2 separate regions of the Homo sapiens genome follow, and region 2 is linked to region 1. A link is an interaction called in ENCODE POLR2A ChIA-PET data of the cell type or tissue named here. Cell type or tissue: PC-9. All regions are shown on one strand. Links, peaks and the distances in the headings refer to the core of each region. The heading gives the core; the rest is flanking DNA.

Region 1 (7,198 bases), core at 2,046-7,045:
CCACTGTACTCCAGCCTGGGTGACAGAGTGAGTAAGACTCCATCTCAAAAAAAAAAAAAAAAAAAAATGCAATTCTGGGGGATGCTTGGTCTCTTGGGCCGTTTCTGCTTGCTGCAGATTGGCATAGACTCACCCAGATGTTCAGAGTGGTTACTCAGTTGCAAGTTAACTACCAATTTGGGGAACTTATTGAACTTCTAGAGTTTAGAGATGGAATTCCATATGAGTTTTATGATATTCCATAGTATCTAAACTTATTTCGGGGGAAACCTCCAAATAATTTAAATCCACAAACATGCTATACGTCTTACAAAATGTTGAGAGTGAGAAATTAACTGGAAATTGCTAAAATTACAAAAAAGAAGCTTTTACATTTTGAACATTGGTTTTTGTGTTTTTTTGTTTTTGGTGAGACGAAGTCTTACTCTCTTGCCCAGGCTGGAGTGCAATCGTGTGATTTCAGCTCACTGCAACCTCCGCCTCTTGGTTCAAGTGATTCTCCTGCCCAAGCCTCCCAAGTAGGGACTACAGACGTCCACCACCACGCCTGGCTATTTTTGTATTTTTAATAGAGACGGGGTTTTACCATGTTGTCCAGGCTGGTCTCGAACTTCTGACCTCAGGTGATCTACCTGCCTCAGTCTCCCAAAGTGCTGGGATTACAGGCGAGAGCCATTGTGCCCAGCCTGAATATTGTTTTTTTTAATTTTTAAGGAAATATAATATCGTGACTTGCTATTTATGTGTAAAAATACCTTGTCACATAACTAAAATAACTGAATACAGGTTCTAGACCTTTCAGCTCTTACAACGCTGTGATTTTGTTGTATGTGTATGCTGACCCACCTCTGCAGAAAACCTAGGGTAGTTCAACCTCTGTTTAAATTCTGTTAGAGATGCTAATATGTCTGTATCGGCTCAACATGAAGCTAAGTGCTGCTGAGTCCTCTGTGAGCTGAGGCTACACGGGGATCCCACTTGCATAGCATGTGAGTGTCAGCGAGGGGGCAGCATTTGCAGTCGTGTACCTGTGAGGCAGCCAGGCCCCCGAGGTGGAGAAGTCTTCCAGGTACTTGTCCCATTGCTCCATCATTCCATACATGTTGGGCTGCAGTAATGGGATGCTTATGCTCTCTTCCCACCCTTCTCCGTCTCGCTGGACACCATGTGCACTGTAATTATACACAACCCCTGCAAATCAAAACCAAAGTCATGTGGAGCCCCAAGGAAACACACACCTCTGTGAAAAAGAGACATCAGAAAATGACAGTAGCCATGTGGTAACTTTACGTAACATAAATCCAGGGTGGAGGTTCTAGAATCTTCCATCCACCTAATGAGATTTAGATTTGCCTACAGTCATGGAGGGATTTTTGTAGCCTTCCCTGTTATCAGCAATCATTTCCTTGAGAGAAACCCAGTTCTAGCTCTACCTGCTGTTGAGGGCTGTGAAGTTGCCCCCAGGAAACAGAGACAATGATAGGCACCAGGATCATCATCTCCAATATTTTTATTGAAGTTCTCTATTTACCAATGGGTCAATCTTGTTTCCTTAAATCAGGAATAAATTTCCACCTGCTAAAGATGAGTGGTAAGTATGACTGTTCTTGTGGGTAACTAAGTCCAGAACTGTTCTGGGTTTCTGATCACAGTATCAGTTTCTCTTGCCTCAGCGGGTAAGGAAAGGCTGTTATTAGACTTCACCTGTGAGGCCTGGGTAGGTGCCTCACCTGCCTCACCATATCCAGGCTACACATCCTGCAGGTGGCTCCACCCAGGACCTTTTCCTGCAGACAAGAAAGCTTCTGGCTGAAGGGTTGCACACTGCCCTCAGAGCTATAGGTGGCCAAAGGAAGTTTTGTTTAATCTTCACTTTCCTTAAAAAAAAAAAAAAAAAAAAAAACACTGCAGGCCCCACCACATCCTGCTTTACTCCTGACGTCCCTAGAATGTGGGGACCCAGTGGTAGTCGGCTGAGCATAGGATTGGAAGTCAGAGGGCCTGGTTCCAAATTCTGCTTCAGACACAAGATGGGAGGTCTTGGGCAAGTCAATCTCACTGGACATCTATTTCTTCCTCTTTTAAAAACCAATAAAAAATGTACAGGTTTGTGAGGCTCCTCACTGAGAAAACGTTAAAGAGCTTTCAAATATTTTGTATTGTTAGTGATAATTTGCCATAAAGTCAAATATTTCTCATTTGTGGGCAATGCCTACCTCATGGTGCAGTACAAGAACCCAGTGAACAATGGAATCACTTATTAGATGTTGCCATAATCAAATCTCCACAAATACTGCTTTCCTTTTGCTGGGTAGTAGGGGTTTTTTAAGCTACAAAACTGCACTTACCATTTGTGTTAGTTATTCCAACATGAAGATCAGACCTTCCATCATACTCTCTGAAAGAAACAAGGTTTGTTTTTTTTTGGTTTGCATGTATTTGGCATGAAGAATTGGCATTTAAAGTAGGAGGATGCCGAGCACAGTGGCTTAGACCTGTAATCCCAGCACTTTGGGAGGCCAAGGCGGGCAGATCACTTGAGGCCAGGAGTTTGAGACCAGCCTGGCCAACATGGCAAGACCCCATCTCTACTAAAAATACAAAAATTAGCCAGGTGTGTTAGTGTGCATCTGTGATCCCAGCTACTCGGGAGGTTGAGGCACAAGAATAGCTTGAACCCGGGAGGTGGAGATTGCAGTGAGCCATGATCGCACCACTGCACTCCACCCTGGGGGATAGAACGAGAGTCTGTCCAAGAAAATAAATAGAGCCAGCTGGATGCAGTGGCTCACGCCTGTAATCTCAGCACTTTGGGAGGCTGAGGTGGGAGGATCTTTTGAGGCCAGGAGTTCGAGACCAGCCTGGAAAACATTGCGAAACCTCGTCTCTACTAAAAAATAAAATACAAAAATTAGCTGGGCATGGTGGAGGGCACCTGTAATCCCAGCTACTCGGATGACTGAGACACGAGAATCGCTTGAACCTGGGAGGCGGAGGTGGCAGTGAGCCGAGATTGCACCACTGCACTCCACCCTGGGCAACAGAGTAAGACCCTGGTCTCAAAAAAAAAAAAAAAAATAACAGTTTTAATCTTTGTTTTACAGATAAGGAACCAGAGATACCTGGAGCTGGTTAAAAGAACCAGGATAGGAATCAGGGGCTTTATGACGCCAGAGCCTGTAATGTCCTTTCTGCGTTGGCTGCCTCCCTGAGCAAGGCCCAGGGATGCTGTCTATTTAGCACCTAACAGTATGACCAAAACCTTTTACATACTTTGGTTCATTTAATCCTCATAGGGACCAGAAGGAAATTAAGGAAGTTAGTAGGCAGGAAGGTGAGTAGTCAACTCCCATTTTCTTATTCAAAACCAGCACTCTTGAGGGGACAGGAAGTTAGGAGGGTAAACTCTAGGGAGCATTAGACTAATGATACGCAGGAGCTGAACATATTTCCTAAAGCATACACCAACATTCTATGACCCATGCTCACCTAAAGCCTGGCTTATGCTGGGCCGATCCTAATCCTATTGGTAAACTCCACGGGGACAATAAAATATAAACCTGGCGGGGCACAGTGGCTGATGCCTGTAATCCCACCACTCTGGGAGGCTGAGGCAGGTGGATCACCTGAGGTCAGGAATTTGAGCCCAGCCTGGCCAACATGGTGAAACCCCGTCTCTACTAAAAATACAAAAATTAGCCGGGTGTGGTGGTGGGCGCCTGTAATCCCAGCTACTCGGGAGCCTGAGGCAGGCTCCCGAAAATCGCTTGAACCCGGGAGGTGGAGGTTGCAGTAAGCTGAGACACCATTGCACTCCAGCCTGGGCAACAAGAGCGAAACTCTGTCTCGGGGAAAAAAAAAAGGTATAATCCTTTCTTTTGCTTTCTAATTCATCCTTTTTGTTTATGCTAGCGCTCTCAGCAAGAGAGAACTGAATTTGTTCTTAAAGCCAGGTGGTGTCTACAGTGGAAATAGATCAGTTCTAGTCTTCAGTTTAATTTGCCTCCATACAAAATAGTCTGCAAGTGCCCGTTCATCGGGCCCTGTAGGTTGTACCTGTTTGTCACTGAAACTACAAATTAACTGACAGTAAAGGTATTATTTAGATAAGATTAGCTGCTGGGTCATTTTCCTGGTTAGCCTCTGAGCACATATTTTTCTCTCTGAAAATCATATGAGCAGGTTTACTCTTCATATATTCCACATATATTCTTGCACTTGTCACTGCAGGAACATATGCACACCATCTGTTTTTATGAAGCCAGTAGGACTGCATCTCAGGATTTAAAGCCAAAGCACCGAAAAAATTGTCCACCAAACCTCACACATTATGTATTAAGAAAAGGAAACTTTAGTGACTAAAACAGAAGGAAAAGTTTGCACAATGCAATTTAACACTGTAAAAAACACTGTACCTAAGAAATGTCCCCTGAGTTGGTCTGAGGAGGAATGAACATTTTTCTTGATGTCCATTAGTAAATGGATTAGCGATGCTAACAGGTGCGTCCTCCAGCTTCCTCGAGCCCAGGTCCTGCTGGCAGAGAGGGCAGCACTGGGGCACACTGAAGCTGTAGATGTATTTCTCACAGTGGTTGAATTTAATTAAAGCCTTCCCAGCCTCTGCGCAGTGCATAGCTTTCGCCTCCTGGAATGCTAGGGGAGGTTTCCGGAGACTTCCTTTTCCTCATTATACACCTGGCGAATGCACACCGCCCCAAGGAACCTGATCAATGGTGATGTCATCCTGACTGATGGCTTCAGAAGCCAAACCAGATAGGATTAACCAGTAGCCAGGCCTCCCCATAGACTGTATCTTAAAGAGCTAGTTTCTATTTGTTTATTTCCATTGTTTATGGTAACTGATAACTGCCAGCTCCTATTCATCCTTTAAAGCCTCACTTTTCTGTGGAAGTTTTGTCAGCTTCCCCCAGTCTTCCCTTGCAGTGGCAGCGCTGGATTCATATTTCCGTCAGAACTCTTATTTATTTATTTAGAGACAGGGTCTCACTCTGTCACCCAAGCTAGAGTGCAGTGGCACGATCTTGGCTCACTGCAACCTCCACCCTCAGGTTCAAGTGATTCTCCCCACTCAGCCTCCCGGAGTAGCTGGGACTACAGACACACGCCACTATACCCAACTAATTGTTGTGTTTTTTGGTAGAGATGGGGGTTTCACCATGTTGGCCAGGCTGGACTTGAAGAGGCCTTCCTCAGCCTCCCAAAGAGCTGGAATTACACGCATGAGCCACTGCACCAAGCCTAGAACTGTTATTTAATCATTTAGTTTTGTTTCTCCCGTTAGTCTGTGAGCTTCTTGAAATTGGAGACCTTTACTTTTGTGTTCCCAGAATTGGTTAGATCATTTGTTGTTGCATAAATAAATCCTTATTTAAGGCTATTTTATTTTGACATTTTATATTATAAAAGTAATTTTGCTTATAAAAAAATTAACATCCAGAATGTTCTGGGGATTTTTTTAAAAAGTTAACAGCCCTGTTAGAAATAAGGATAGCGGTTACAGGAGGGAGATACTGACTGGGAGAGGACAGAGGTGGTTTCTCGGGTCCAGGGCTGTTGTGACTCATCTGGGTGTTAATAATATGGGAGTATTCCATTTGTGAAAAATCATCAAGCTGTGCATTTTATTATATGCAGTATATAATTTTTCAATTTTAAAATAATTTTTTAATTTTCTTATTTTTGTGGGTACATAATGGGTGTATATATTTAAAGGGTACATGGGATTTTTTTTTTTTTTTTTTTTTTTGAGACAGAGTCTCACTCTTGTCGCCAGGCTGGAGTGCAGTGGTGTGATCTCGGCTCACTGCAACCTCCGCCTCCTGGGTTCAAGTAATTCTGCCTCAGCCTCCTGAGTAGCTGGGATTACAGGTGCCCGCCACCACACCCAGCTAATTTTTGTACTTTTAGTAGAGATGGGGTTTCACCATGTCGGCCAGGCTGGTCTCAAACTCCTGACCTCAGGTGATCCTGCTGCCTCAGCCTCCCAAAGTGCTGGGATTACAGGCGTGAGCCACCGCACCCAGCCTACATGGGATATTTTGATACAGGCATACAATGTGCAATAATCACATCAGGGTAGATGGGGTGTACAATTTAAAAATAATTTTTAGCTAGGTGTGCTGGTGCACGCCTGTAGTCCCAGTTACTCAGGTGGCTGAGATGGGAGGAGTGCTTGAGCCTGGAAGGTCGAGGGTGCCTTGAGCCAAGATCATCCCACTGTGCTCTAGCCTGGGCGACAGAGTGGGACCCTGTCTCTAAATAAATAAATAAATAAATAAAATAAGCAATTCCATAAAAATATTTGGAAAAAAAGTAATGCCCCTTGTTTCTCACATAACATTTCCACCCACCATATTCTACTTTCTGGAGAAAATTAATGGTATGTTAGATTCTTTTAAAGCTCAATATTGGCTGGGCATGGTGGCTCACACCTATAATCCCAGCACTTTGGGAGGCTGAGGCAGGTGGATCGCTTGAGCCCAGGAGTTCAAGACCAGCCTGGGCAACATGACAAGACTTCATCTCTACAAAAAATACAAAAATTAGCCAGATTTGGTGGTGTGTACCTGTAGTCCCAGCTACTTGGGAGGCTGAGGTGGGAGGACTGCTTGAGCCCATGAGGTCTTGGCTGCAGTGAGCCATTATCACACCACTGTACCCAGCTTGGGTGACAAGAGAAAAACAGAACAAAACAAAAACCCTCAATATTGTTATATTGTATACTGTTTTGAAATTTGTGTTTTTGCCTCATCTTGGAAACTTTTCCACAATATCAGTGATACAGGTCTAGTTCATTTCAGATTTCATGGGAACCCACATTTTGGTTGTACTACACTTTAACCAAGGCCTAATTGATGCCTGTAATTCCAAAGATAAGCAGTCTTAAGGGGGAGACCCACAGAGAAGGTGTCATGGCAGGTAAAGGCACTTCAGGAGGGTTAAGTATTTCACAATGTACATTTAAATAAATTACAGTATGCTGAAATGCAGAAAAGTGCATCTCCAGTGTTATAACATGAGAATGATCATCAGACTCACAGAACTAGAAAGGACCTCAGAAATCATTTCAACCAACCTTCTCTTGTTACAGTGAAGGCAGAGAGGTTATAGCTAGACACTCAGCTCAGGTGACAAAGACCTGAGATTGTTCATTATTAATACAAACCACATGGTACGG
Region 2 (10,917 bases), core at 3,117-8,116, 130 kb after region 1:
TAGCATCAGAAAGCTGATCTATAGGCCAGGTGTGGTGGCGGCTCACACTTGTAATCCTAGCACTTTGGGAGGCTGAGGTGGGAGGACCTCTTAGCCCAAGAGTTCAAGACCATTCTGGGCAACATAGGGAGACCCCTGTCTCTACAAAAAAATTTAAAAATTAGCGAGGTGTGGTAGCCTACACCTGTAGACTGGGCTACTCAGGAAGTTGAGGCGGGAGGATTGCTTGAGTGTGGGAGGTCAAGACTGCAGTGAGCCATGATTGTACCACTGCACTCCAGCCTGGGTGACAGAGTGAGACCTTGTCAAAAAAAAAAAAAAAAACCTATCTGTAGGAACAATGGGGATGCAAATGGTCAGTATCTAGTGCCCTGTAATTTTCAGTTACAAGAAAGTGGGTCAAAGTGCAGCCTAAGTAATGCTTAATTATAACTATTAATATATTTTTGTCCAAAATTCTTGTTAATCCTGTGAGGACAACTTCAGAATGTTCCAGACTGAGAAGGGAAGGAGTGCAGGGCAAGAGGTGGGAACAGTATGGGCAAAGGCATAGAGGTGTGATTAGCATAAGTTTGGGAAACAGCAAGCAGGTCTCTGAGGTTGGAGATCGCCTTCCTGGGGCAGACGGCATGGAGAGAATGATGAAGGGGAATCCTAGAGGGGCAAAAGATACCTGGCCCAGTGTCAATCCCCCTCATGCCATAATGGGCAGCCCATGATGGAGGGTGAGGGCCTGGTTGCTGGGGTGGCAACCACAATATATGCTATGGTGTCATTTGCAGGAAAGCCTAGTACAGCCATCTTGGAAAACAATTAAAAATTAAGACCTGGGCTCTCTCATAAATTACTGGGGTGCATATACATTGGAACAATCGGCCAGGCATGGTGGCTCACGCCTGTAATCCCAGCACCTTGGGAGGCCGAGGTGGGTGGATCACCTGAGGTCTGGAATTCAAGACCAGCCTGGCCAACATGGTGAAATCCCATCTCTACAAAAATACCAAAAAAAAAAAAAAGCCAGGCATGATGGCAGGTGCCTGTAATCCCAGTTACTCGGGAGGCTGAGGCGGAAGAATCGCTTGATCCCGGGAGGCGGAGATTGCAGTGAGCTGAGATTGTGCTATTGCACTCCAGCCTGGGTGACAGAGCGAGACTCCGTCTCAAAAAAAAAAAAATTGGAACAATCTCTATGGAAGGTAATTTGGCAATATCAAAATTATAAATGCATGTATATTTTGTGCTAGAAATTCTTCTCCTGGGAATTTATCCTACAGATATACTTGTAAAGGTGTGAAATTATGTCCAAACAGGTTATTCCTTGCCACATTGCAATTGCTTGTAATCTTTTTTTTTTTTTTTTTGAGACGGAGTCTCGCTCTGTCGCTAGTCTGGAGTGCAATGGCGCCATCTCGGCTCACTGCAACCTCCGACTCCCTGGTTCAAGCGATTTTCCTGCCTCACCCTCCCGAGTAGCTGGGATTACAGGCACATGCCACCACACCCAGCTAATTTTTTTTTTTTTTTGGATTTTTCGTAGACACGGGGTTTCATCATGTTGGCAAGGATGGTCTCAAACTCCTGACCTCGTGATCCACCGGCCTCGGCCTCCCAAAGTGCTGGGATTACATGCATGAGCCGGGCACGGTGGCCCACCACCTCCCCCACCACCTCCATGGCTCACCTCTAGAGGAAGGTTGCCCACAGCATTCCCTCACAATTCACATGTGAGTCTCGCACTAATAGTCCACTCCTGCTGCAGCCACAGCTGCCTGCACCGGACCCAGTGCTGCCATCCCCAAGCGCTCTAAGTGCAACAAGAAGGTGTACTTGGCTGGGTGAGGTGGCTCATGCCTGTAATCCCAGCACTTTGGGAGGCCAAGGCGGGTGAATCACCTGAGGTCAGGAGTTCAAGAGCACCCTGGCCAACATGGCGAAACCCTGTCTCTACTAAAAATGCAAAAATTAGCCGGGCATAGTGGCACACACCTGTAGTCCCAGCTACTCGGGAGGCTGAAGCAGGAGAATTGCTTGAACCCGGGAGACGGAGGTTGCAGTGAGCTGAGATCACGCCACTGCACTCCAGCCTTGGGGACAGAGCAAGGCTGTGTCTCAAAAAAATAAATAAATAAAATGGTCTTTGCTGAACAGGTGACCTCCCAGGGCAAGGACTGGCATTGACCTTGCCTCAAGTGTGGAAGTGTGGAAAGACACCGACCTCCAAGGGCCACCCGGAGCATGAAGGCAAGCCCTATTGCAACCACCTCTGCTATTTCGCTGTGTTCAGGCCCAAAAGCTTTGGGCGAGGTGAAGCTGAGAGTCACATTTCAAGTAAACCCAAATGGTGGAGACCTCATCTGGGCCACTGTCCAGGCTGATGTCAGGCTATATCCCAGACACTCAAGGCTTCCTTGTAGCTCCTCATGGCCTCAATAAACCTGAACACTTGGGGGTGGGAGGGGGAAGACTCACTTGCTCTGAGCCCTGGAAACACCTCAGGGCTGAAGACCCACCTTCAATAGGAGCCCTATTATGCCATATTCCTACTTTAGCAGTGTGGGGAAAAGAAAGAGAGATCAGACTGTTACTGTGTCTATGTACAAAGAAGTAGACATAAGAGACTCCATTTTGTTCTGTACTAAGAAAAATTCTTCTGCCTTGAGATGCTGTTAATCTGTAACCCTACCCCCAACCCTGTGCTCACAGAAACATGTGCTGTGTCGACTCAAGGTTTAATGGATTTAGGGCTATGCAGGATGTGCTTTGTTAAACAAATGCTTGAAGGCAGCATGCTTGTTAAAAGTCATCACCACTCCCTAATCTCAAGTATCCAGGGACACAAAACACTGCGGAAGGCCGCAGGGACCTCTGCCTAGGAAAGCCAGGTATTGTCCAAGGTTTCTCCCCATGTGATAGCCTGAGATATGGCCTTGTGGGAAGGGAAAGACCCGACCGTCCCCCAGCCCGACACCCTTTAAAGGGTCTGTGCTGAGGAGAATTAGTAAGAGGAAGGCCTCTTTGCAGTTGAGATAAGAGGAAGGCATCTGTCTCCTGCATGTGCCTGGGCAATGGAATGTCTCGGTGTAAAACCCGATTGTATTATTCCATCTACTGATATAGGAGAAAACCGCCTTACGGCTGGAGGTGAGACATGCTGGCAGCAATACTGCTCTTTAATGCACCGAGATGTTTATGTATGTGCACATCAAAGCACAGCACCTTTTTCTTAACCTTGTTTATGACACAGAGACATTTGTTCACATGTTTTCCTGCTGACCCTCTCCCCACTATTACCCTATTGTCCTGCCACATCCCCCTCTCCGAGATGGTAGAGATAATGATCAATAAATACTGAGGGAACTCAGAGACCTATGCCAGCGTGGTCCTCTGTATGCTGAGCGCCGGTCCCCTGGGCCCACTTTTCTTTCTCTATACTTTGTCTCTGTGTCTCTTTCTTTTCTCAGTCTCTCATCCCAACCGACGAGAAACACCCACAGGTGTGGAGGGGCAGGCCACCCCTTCATCCAGCTCCTGAGGAGAACATGCATTTTCTCCTTGATAAGCCCAATCCCTCCTCTCTCTTCTGCACAGAGGGGCTGGCCTGGACTCTGGAGTCAGACAGCTGGGAGACCAAACCCCAGCCTGCCCCTCATCCCTGTGATTCTTGGCCTCTCCCTCAGGTCAAGTAGGAAACACTTGCCTTCAAGCCTTGCTGGGAGGAAACAAAACTGGAAAGCACAGTCCCTAGCACACAGTAGGAGCGCAGAAAGCGCGGCTCCTCCCCCTCTCCCCAACCTCTCCCTGACTCACTGCTTTCTGCCCTACATGGACAAGTCGACTGGGTCTTGAAGAAAAAAACACCAATGTGCCCCTTGTACTTGGTACCCTAATTCCTCCCCTTTAGGGCCAAATTAACCTAAAAAATGGTCTAGGCTCGGGCTGAATTTTCTCACCCACCCCTGCATTAAGCCGTGACAGTTGGCCTTCCACAGCCATCCCCAGAATGCCTCTTCTTCCCACGGAAACCACCCTCCAAGGCCCCCAGTAAATCCCAGGAGGGTGTCCCAAGCCCAGGCCTCAATGCCCTTTGTGGCATTTGGTAAAGGGTATGCCCTTCCTGTTGAAACTCTGCCTCTGTGCTTCTCTCCTATTTCACACCAGCGTTGTCTGATTCTTCTTGTCCCAGGACTGGCTCCTTTTACGCTTGCAGGGTGTTAGACCCAGAGCAGCTTGGTGAAGCAGCTCCTGCCATTTCCTCTGTTGGAAATACCCTTCCATGCTTTAGATCCCAGCTCGAGGACCACTTCTGCAGCAACTAGCTCCACCTCTACCCCAACTTCGTTGTGTGCATTGCCTTCTCTCAGCCTCACATAGGCATCACAGAATAGGCACAAGCTTTGGAATCTGACTTATTTAAAAGGTAGTGCTACCCAAAAAAAAAAAAAAAAATAGAGGGGCCAGGCACAGTGGCTCACACCTGTACTCCCAGCACTGTGGGAGGCCGAGGCGGGTGGATCATCTGAGGTCAGGAGTTCAAGACTAGCCTGGCCAACATGGTGAAACCCCGTCTCTACTAAAAATGCAAAAAATTAGCCAGGCGTGGTGGCAGGCACCTGTAATCCCAGCTACTCAGGAGGCTGAGGCAGGAGAATCACTTGAACCCCGAGGCGGAGGTTGCAGTGAGCCAAGATCATGCCACTGCACTCCAGCATGGGCAACGAGAGCAAAACTCATCTTAAAAAAAAAAAAAATAGAAACAAGGTTGCACTATGTTGCCTAGACTGGCGTCAAACTCCTGGGCTCAAGGGACCCTCCTGCCTCAGCATCAGGTGTAGCAGGGACTACAGCTGCACAACCAGCTATAGACTTGTTTTCTGTTTGGTTTTGTTTGAGATGGAGTCTCGTTCTGTCACCAGGCTGGAGTGCAGTGTCGCAATCTCTGCTCACTGCAACTTCCGCCTCCTGGGTTCAAGCAATTCTTCCGCCTCAGCCTCCCAAGTAGCTGGGACTACAGGCATGCACTACCACGCCCAGCTAATTTTTGTATTTTTAGTAGAGACGGGGTTTCACCATGTTGGCCAGGATTACCTTGATCTCTTGACCTCGTGATCCACCTGCCTTGGCCTCCCAAAGTGCTGGGATTACAGGCGTGAGCTACCATGCCCAGCCTTTGTTTTGTTTTATTTTGTTTTGTTTTGTTTGTTTTCCACCCAGGCTGGATTGCAGTGGCGCAATCACGGCTCACTGCAGCCTCATCCTCCTGAGGCTCAGGTGATCCTCCCTCTTCAGCCTTTTGAGTAGCTAGGACTACAGGTGCGTCACCACACCCAGCTAATTTTTTTTTTATTATTGTTATTCAGCTATAGACTTTGATTTCCATCTCTTTATCCTATTAGCTGTTTGACTCTATGTATTAGCAAACTGGCTAATGTATCTGCAGTTTTCTTATCTGTGAAATGGGAATGATGTGCCCACCTCCCCCTGCCCCACCAAGGGCTTTGGTAGGGCTGAGATCCCTATTTAAAACATCTTATCGGCAGGGCGCGGTGGCTCACACCTGTAATCCTAGCACTTTGGGTGGCCTAGGTGGGTAGATCACTTGAGATCAGGAGTTCAAAACTAGCCTGGCCAACATGGTGAAACCTCATCTCTACTAAAAATACAAAAAAATTAGCCAGGCATGGTGGTGGATGCCTGTAATCCCAGCTACTTGGGAGGCTGAGACAGGAGAATCGCTTGAACCCGGGAGGCGGAAGTTGCAGTGAGCCGAGATTGCGCCATTGCACTCCAGCCTGGGCAACAGAGCAAGACGCCTTCTCAAAAAAAAAAAAAAAAAAGCATCTTATTTTGTGTGGTGAGAGGGGCAGGGTGGGCTTTATGACCATGAGGCCAGCTAGTCACACAGGAACCCCATTCCATGCTCAGAAAGCGCCTATACTTGGGGTTGAATGCTCTGTGATCTCTGTTTTGAAATTCTTCATCATTTTATCTTTGAGTTTGTGTTTTGTATGTGAAGTCCAATGTGACGATGGAGCTTGAGACCTCTGCTCCTGCGTGGTCCAGCCTCTTACTTCCTCCCTACCCGGGAAGGGGGGCGGTTCCAGCCACTTGCTCCACTGTGTTCTGCCACTTCCCTCCGACCCCACCCCACTCCCTACTGCTACCTGGGGCAGCCTCCCCTCTCTCACCCCCACCCAGCTCCTGTTGTGACCCTCCACCTTGGGGTGGGGCCAGGAAGGTCAGGGTGGGACTCCTCCAAGCCCACCAGGTGTGGTCCTACCACTACACATTTGGCAGGCAGCCTAGCAGGCGCCTCCCGCCCCTGACCCAGATTCTGAACACTACCTGGCACAGAAGCTGCAATCCCTTGAGGGTCACTATCTATCAGGAGGTGGGACAGTGTTCTACTGGGAAGCGAAGATTGCCTTCCCTGCCCCCAGCTGGGCTCAGCACATCAGTCTGGCAGTTGGTGGGAGGGGCAACCTGGGAACCAGCTGGTGGGAACACACAGGCCCCTATTGGGGTCTGCATTCACCCTATGAGCATCCCCATGTCCAAAGGAACATGACATGAAATAGCAAATATAAAACATGGTGGAGAAACCATGAAAGAAAAGAAAAACTTCTACATTTTATTTTTCATTTTTTATTTATTTATCTTTTTTGAGAGATGGAGTCTTGTTCTGTCGCGCAGGCTGGAGTGCAGTGGCACAATCTCACCTCACTGCAACCTCTGCCTCCTGGGTTCAAGTGATTCTCCTGCCTCAGCTTCCCAAATAGCTGAGACCACAGGCATGCGCCACCATGCCCAGCTAATTTTTGTATTTTTTTAGTAGAGACAGGGTTTCAGTATGTGTCAGCCAGGCTGGTCGAACTCCTGACCTCAGGCAATCCGTCCATCTCGGCCTCCCAAAGTGCTGGGATTACAGGCGTGAGCCACTGTGCCTGGCCAAGTTCTACATTTTAGTTGAACTTTTTTCTTTTTTTTTTTTTCCAAGATGGGAGTCTCACTCTGTCACCCAGGCTGGAGTGCAGTTGCTTGATCTCGGCTCACTGCAACCTCCGCCTCCTGGGTTCAAGCGATTCTCCTGCCTCAGCCTCCTGAGTAGTTGGGATTACAGGCATGCGCCACCACACTCAGCTAATTTTTGTATTTTTAATAGAGACGAGGTTTCGCCATTTTGGCCAGGCTGGTCTCGAACTCCTGACCTCAGGTGATCCACCCACCTTGGCCTCCCAAAGTGCTGGGATTACAGGCATGAGCCATTGTGCCCTGCCTTAGTCGAACTTTTAATGGCACTTTTTTTTTTTTTTGCCTTTTGAACAAGGGCCCTGCATTTTCTTTTCTTTTCTGTTTAATAGAGACAGGGGTCTCACTATGTTGCCCAGGCTGGTTTCAAACTTCTGGACTCAAGCAATCCTCCCACCTTGGCCTCCCAAAGTGATGGGATTACAGGTGTGAGCTACCACAACCGGCCACGGGCCCTGCATTTTTTCTTTTTCTTTTTTTGAGACGGAGTCTCGCCCTGTCACCCAAGCTGGAGTGTGCAGTGGTGTGATCTCAGCTCACTGCAACCTCTGCCTCCCGGGTTCAAAAAATTATCCTGCCTCAGGCTCCCGAGTAGCTGGGATTACAGGCGCGCACCACTATGCCCAGCTAATTTTTGTATTTTTAGTAGAGACGGGGTTTCACCATGTTGGTCAGGCTGGTCTCAAACTCTTGACCTTGTGATCTGCCCGCCTCGGCCTCCCAAAGTGCTAGAATTACAGGTGTGAGCCACCGCACCCGGCCAGGCCCTGCATTTTCATTTTGCACTGGGTCTCACAAATTATGTAGATGACCCTGGAGCGAGGCCAGGAGGGTCATATAGGCCTGGAAGGGTCTTAAAATTTGCCATTCTCCCCAAACAAGGTTATAGAGGTACACTGATCAGAATAAAACAAGAAACCACTCATCATACAATTTTAAACTGGAGCCTGACACCAGACCACACTGTCTGTGGTAGATTATTATTCCAGCTGTCCTTTGTTGTGTAACAAGCTGCCTGAACTTAAGCTCAGCTGAGGGTATCTGCCAGAGCACCTCTGCCGGCTCTTCCAGCACAGTGGCCTCAGGGTGTCCAGAATTCCTACGTGGGGACTCAGAGCACCAACAACTAATGCGTCATGGTATTTTATGACCTACTGACCTAGCATCTCTTCCACTGTGCTCTACTGGCTGTAGCAGTTACAGCCCGCAGAGCCAAGGGGAGGAAATACAGAATCCACTTCTCGATGCGGGACTGATGAGGTTACAGAAATTCATATGGGATGGGACCTATTGTTGCACTATCTTTGAAAAGTATTAATTGGCCACATCTGTGAATTACATCTTAAATCCTTTATCTTGAAAAGAGCATCATAAATTTACATTATGTTTGTATGGGGGTGGATTATGAATTTAAAAGTTATTAGTTTGTTGAATATAAGCTTTTAAAGGCCAAGCACAGTGGCTCATGCCTGTAATCCCAGCATTTTGGGAGGCCAAAGCAGAAGGATTGCTTGAGGCCACGAGTTCAAGACCAGCCTGAGCCATGTAGCAAGACCTCTTCTCTACAAATAGAAATAAAAATTTAAAAATAAGCCTTTAAAATATTTCATCACCTTTTTTTTTTTTTTTTTTTTTTTTTAGACAGAGTCTGGCTCTATCACCCAGGCTGGAGTACAGTGGTGTGATCTCAGCTTACTGCAACCTCTACCTTTTGGGTTCAAGCGATTCTCCTGCCTCAGCCTCCCAAGTAGCTGGGATTACAGGCCCATGCCACTACACCCAGCTAATTATTTGTATCTTAGTAGAAACGGGGTTTCACCATGTTGTCCAGGCTGGTCTTGAACTTTAGAGCTCAAGCAATCCTCCAGCCTCGGCCTCCCAGAGTGTTAGGATTACAGGCGTGAGCCACCACGCCCAGCCTTCATCATCAGTTGTTTTGTTTTGTTTTGAGACGGAGTCTGGCTCTGTTGCCCAGGCTGGTATGCAGTGGCTCCATCTGAGCTCATTGCAACCTCCGCCTCCTGGCTTCAAAGGATTCTCCTGCCTCAGCCTCCCGCGTAGCTGGGATTACAGGCACATGCCACCACGCCCGGCTAATTTTTGTATTTTTAGTAGAGACGGGATTTCACCATATTGGTCAGGCTGGTCTGGAACTCCTGACCTCCTGATCTGCCCTCTTTTGCCTCCCAAAGTGCTGTGATTACAGGCTTGAGCCACCGCACCTGGCCCATCACCATTTTTTAATACCTATTTTGGAATTTCTACATTTAAAAAAAATACCAGGAAATTCCGGGGGTGGTGGCTCACGCCTGTAATCCCAGCACTTTGGGAGGCCGAGGCGGGTGGATCACTTGAGGTCAGGAGTTCGAGACCAGCTTGGCCAACATGGTGAAACTTCATCTCTATTAAAAATACAAAAAATTAGCCTGGCGTGGTGGTGTACTCCTGTAGTCTCAGCTACTTGGGAGGGTGAGGCAGGAGAATCACTTGAACCTGGGAGGCAGAGTTTGCAATGAGCCAAGATTGCACCACAGCACTCCAGTCTGGGCAACAGGGCAAGACTCCATCTCTAAAAAAAAAATAAAAAATAAAAAAAAATCTCAGGAGCTTCAAAAAAATGTAATGGCTTAGGTCTTTCTTAGTCTCTGGGATAAGGGCCTTATTATGGTATATTCTACCGCCCCCATCCCGCAGCGTGTAGTACTGAGCATATAGTTGGTGCTTAATGTATACTTATTTCACTGTTAGCTAAGACAGAAGAGAAACTGTGGCTTTAGCCTTAAGATGAACCTTAAAGGAACAAGGCTTATTGGATGACTAACACTTTAATTTCTGGTTATTTCATTGTCACCACATCCAGTCTAAAATTGATACAGTTTCCTTCATTGGCTCACATTGGCTGGCTCCAAAGGGAGAATGAAAGCCAGATAATCAGGACCAAAGATGTGCTTGTGTTGTTTTGTTTTGCTGAAATGATATGGACAATCCTGTCAGTTCTCCCTTTCACTCTCCATTATCTACAGTTCACCCTCATGCTGGAGGCCACACCAGCTACTGGTGATGTAGAGATGCCCAGCAGAGTCCCTGCCCTTGAGGGCCTCATTGTGCAGTGTGGAGAAGAACAAATGAATTACAGGCCCAGGCAAGGCTTTGAAACATAGTAGTCTATCTACGTGTCAGTGTTCCTTGGAGAGGGAATGACTGGATAAGTGGGAAGGGAGGGCCTCCTGGAGGAGGAGTGTGTTCAGGAATGAAATCAAAAGTGAAATTCTCCAAGGGAAGGAGATGAGGAAAGACAGGCAGAAGAAACAGGGCAAGTAAAGATACACACAGAGGCAGGAGTTGGCACTCTTCATGGTAGCCAAGATGACTGCCTGTGATCCCCACTTCCTGTATTCACAGCTTGTGAAATTCCCTGCCATATTTTGTCAGGGTTGGTCTGCATGACCAATAGAATACCACAGAAGTGGTGTTGTGTCACTTCCAAGGCTAGTTCTAAAAGACTGTGTGCAATGCTGCCAAAAAAAAAAAAGGAACTTCACCCAAGATTTTTTCCTGTTTCTTCTATCTTCTATCTCTTTCTTTTTTGGATCATTTGTGCTGAAGGAAGTCACAGGCAGTCCTACAGAGAGACCCACATGATGAGGAACTGAGTCCGCTTGCCAATAGTCACACAAGCAGATTCTTCAAGCCCATCAAGCCTTCAGATACCATGGTCCCCACTGACTGCAACCTCAGCTTTTATTTTTTGACTATGACCTCATGAGAGACCTTGAGCCAGAGCCACCAGCTAAGCCCCTGCTGAATTGAACTCTCATAATCTGCATGAGATAGTAAATGCTTGTCTTAGCTGCTGAGTTTTAGAATAATTTGTTACACAGCAATAGATCA

What was found. Peaks named below come from ENCODE experiments on the same cell type or tissue, not always from the same donor. Only the 100,000 strongest peaks of a DNase experiment are listed, where the experiment ranks them.
Region 2: POLR2A ChIA-PET joins it to region 1 with 5 read pairs; 13 of 35 experiments call an interaction of 5 or more read pairs at or near these places.

Annotation. Positions count from the first base shown.
Region 1 is chr3:12,540,832-12,548,029 of GRCh38, forward strand. MKRN2OS (MKRN2 opposite strand) reads right to left here and starts at 4,668. Exons shown (of 4, transcript NM_001195279.2): 1 at 4,416-4,668; 2 at 2,349-2,398; 3 at 1,029-1,191. The coding sequence starts at 4,633. In PC-9, for the core only: a CTCF peak has its summit at 4,385; a DNase peak (open chromatin) is centred at 4,710; H3K4me3 peaks cover 1,649 bases; H3K27ac peaks cover 1,394 bases.
Region 2 is chr3:12,671,563-12,682,479 of GRCh38, forward strand. It overlaps the pseudogene CRIP1P1. Among named protein-coding and RNA genes, the nearest start is that of RAF1, 13 kb to the left of the region's middle. RefSeq lists an enhancer at 2,314-3,183. In PC-9, for the core only: no CTCF peak of the experiment used is centred there; DNase peaks (open chromatin) are centred at 4,879 and 5,249; H3K4me3 peaks cover 547 bases; H3K27ac peaks cover 1,093 bases.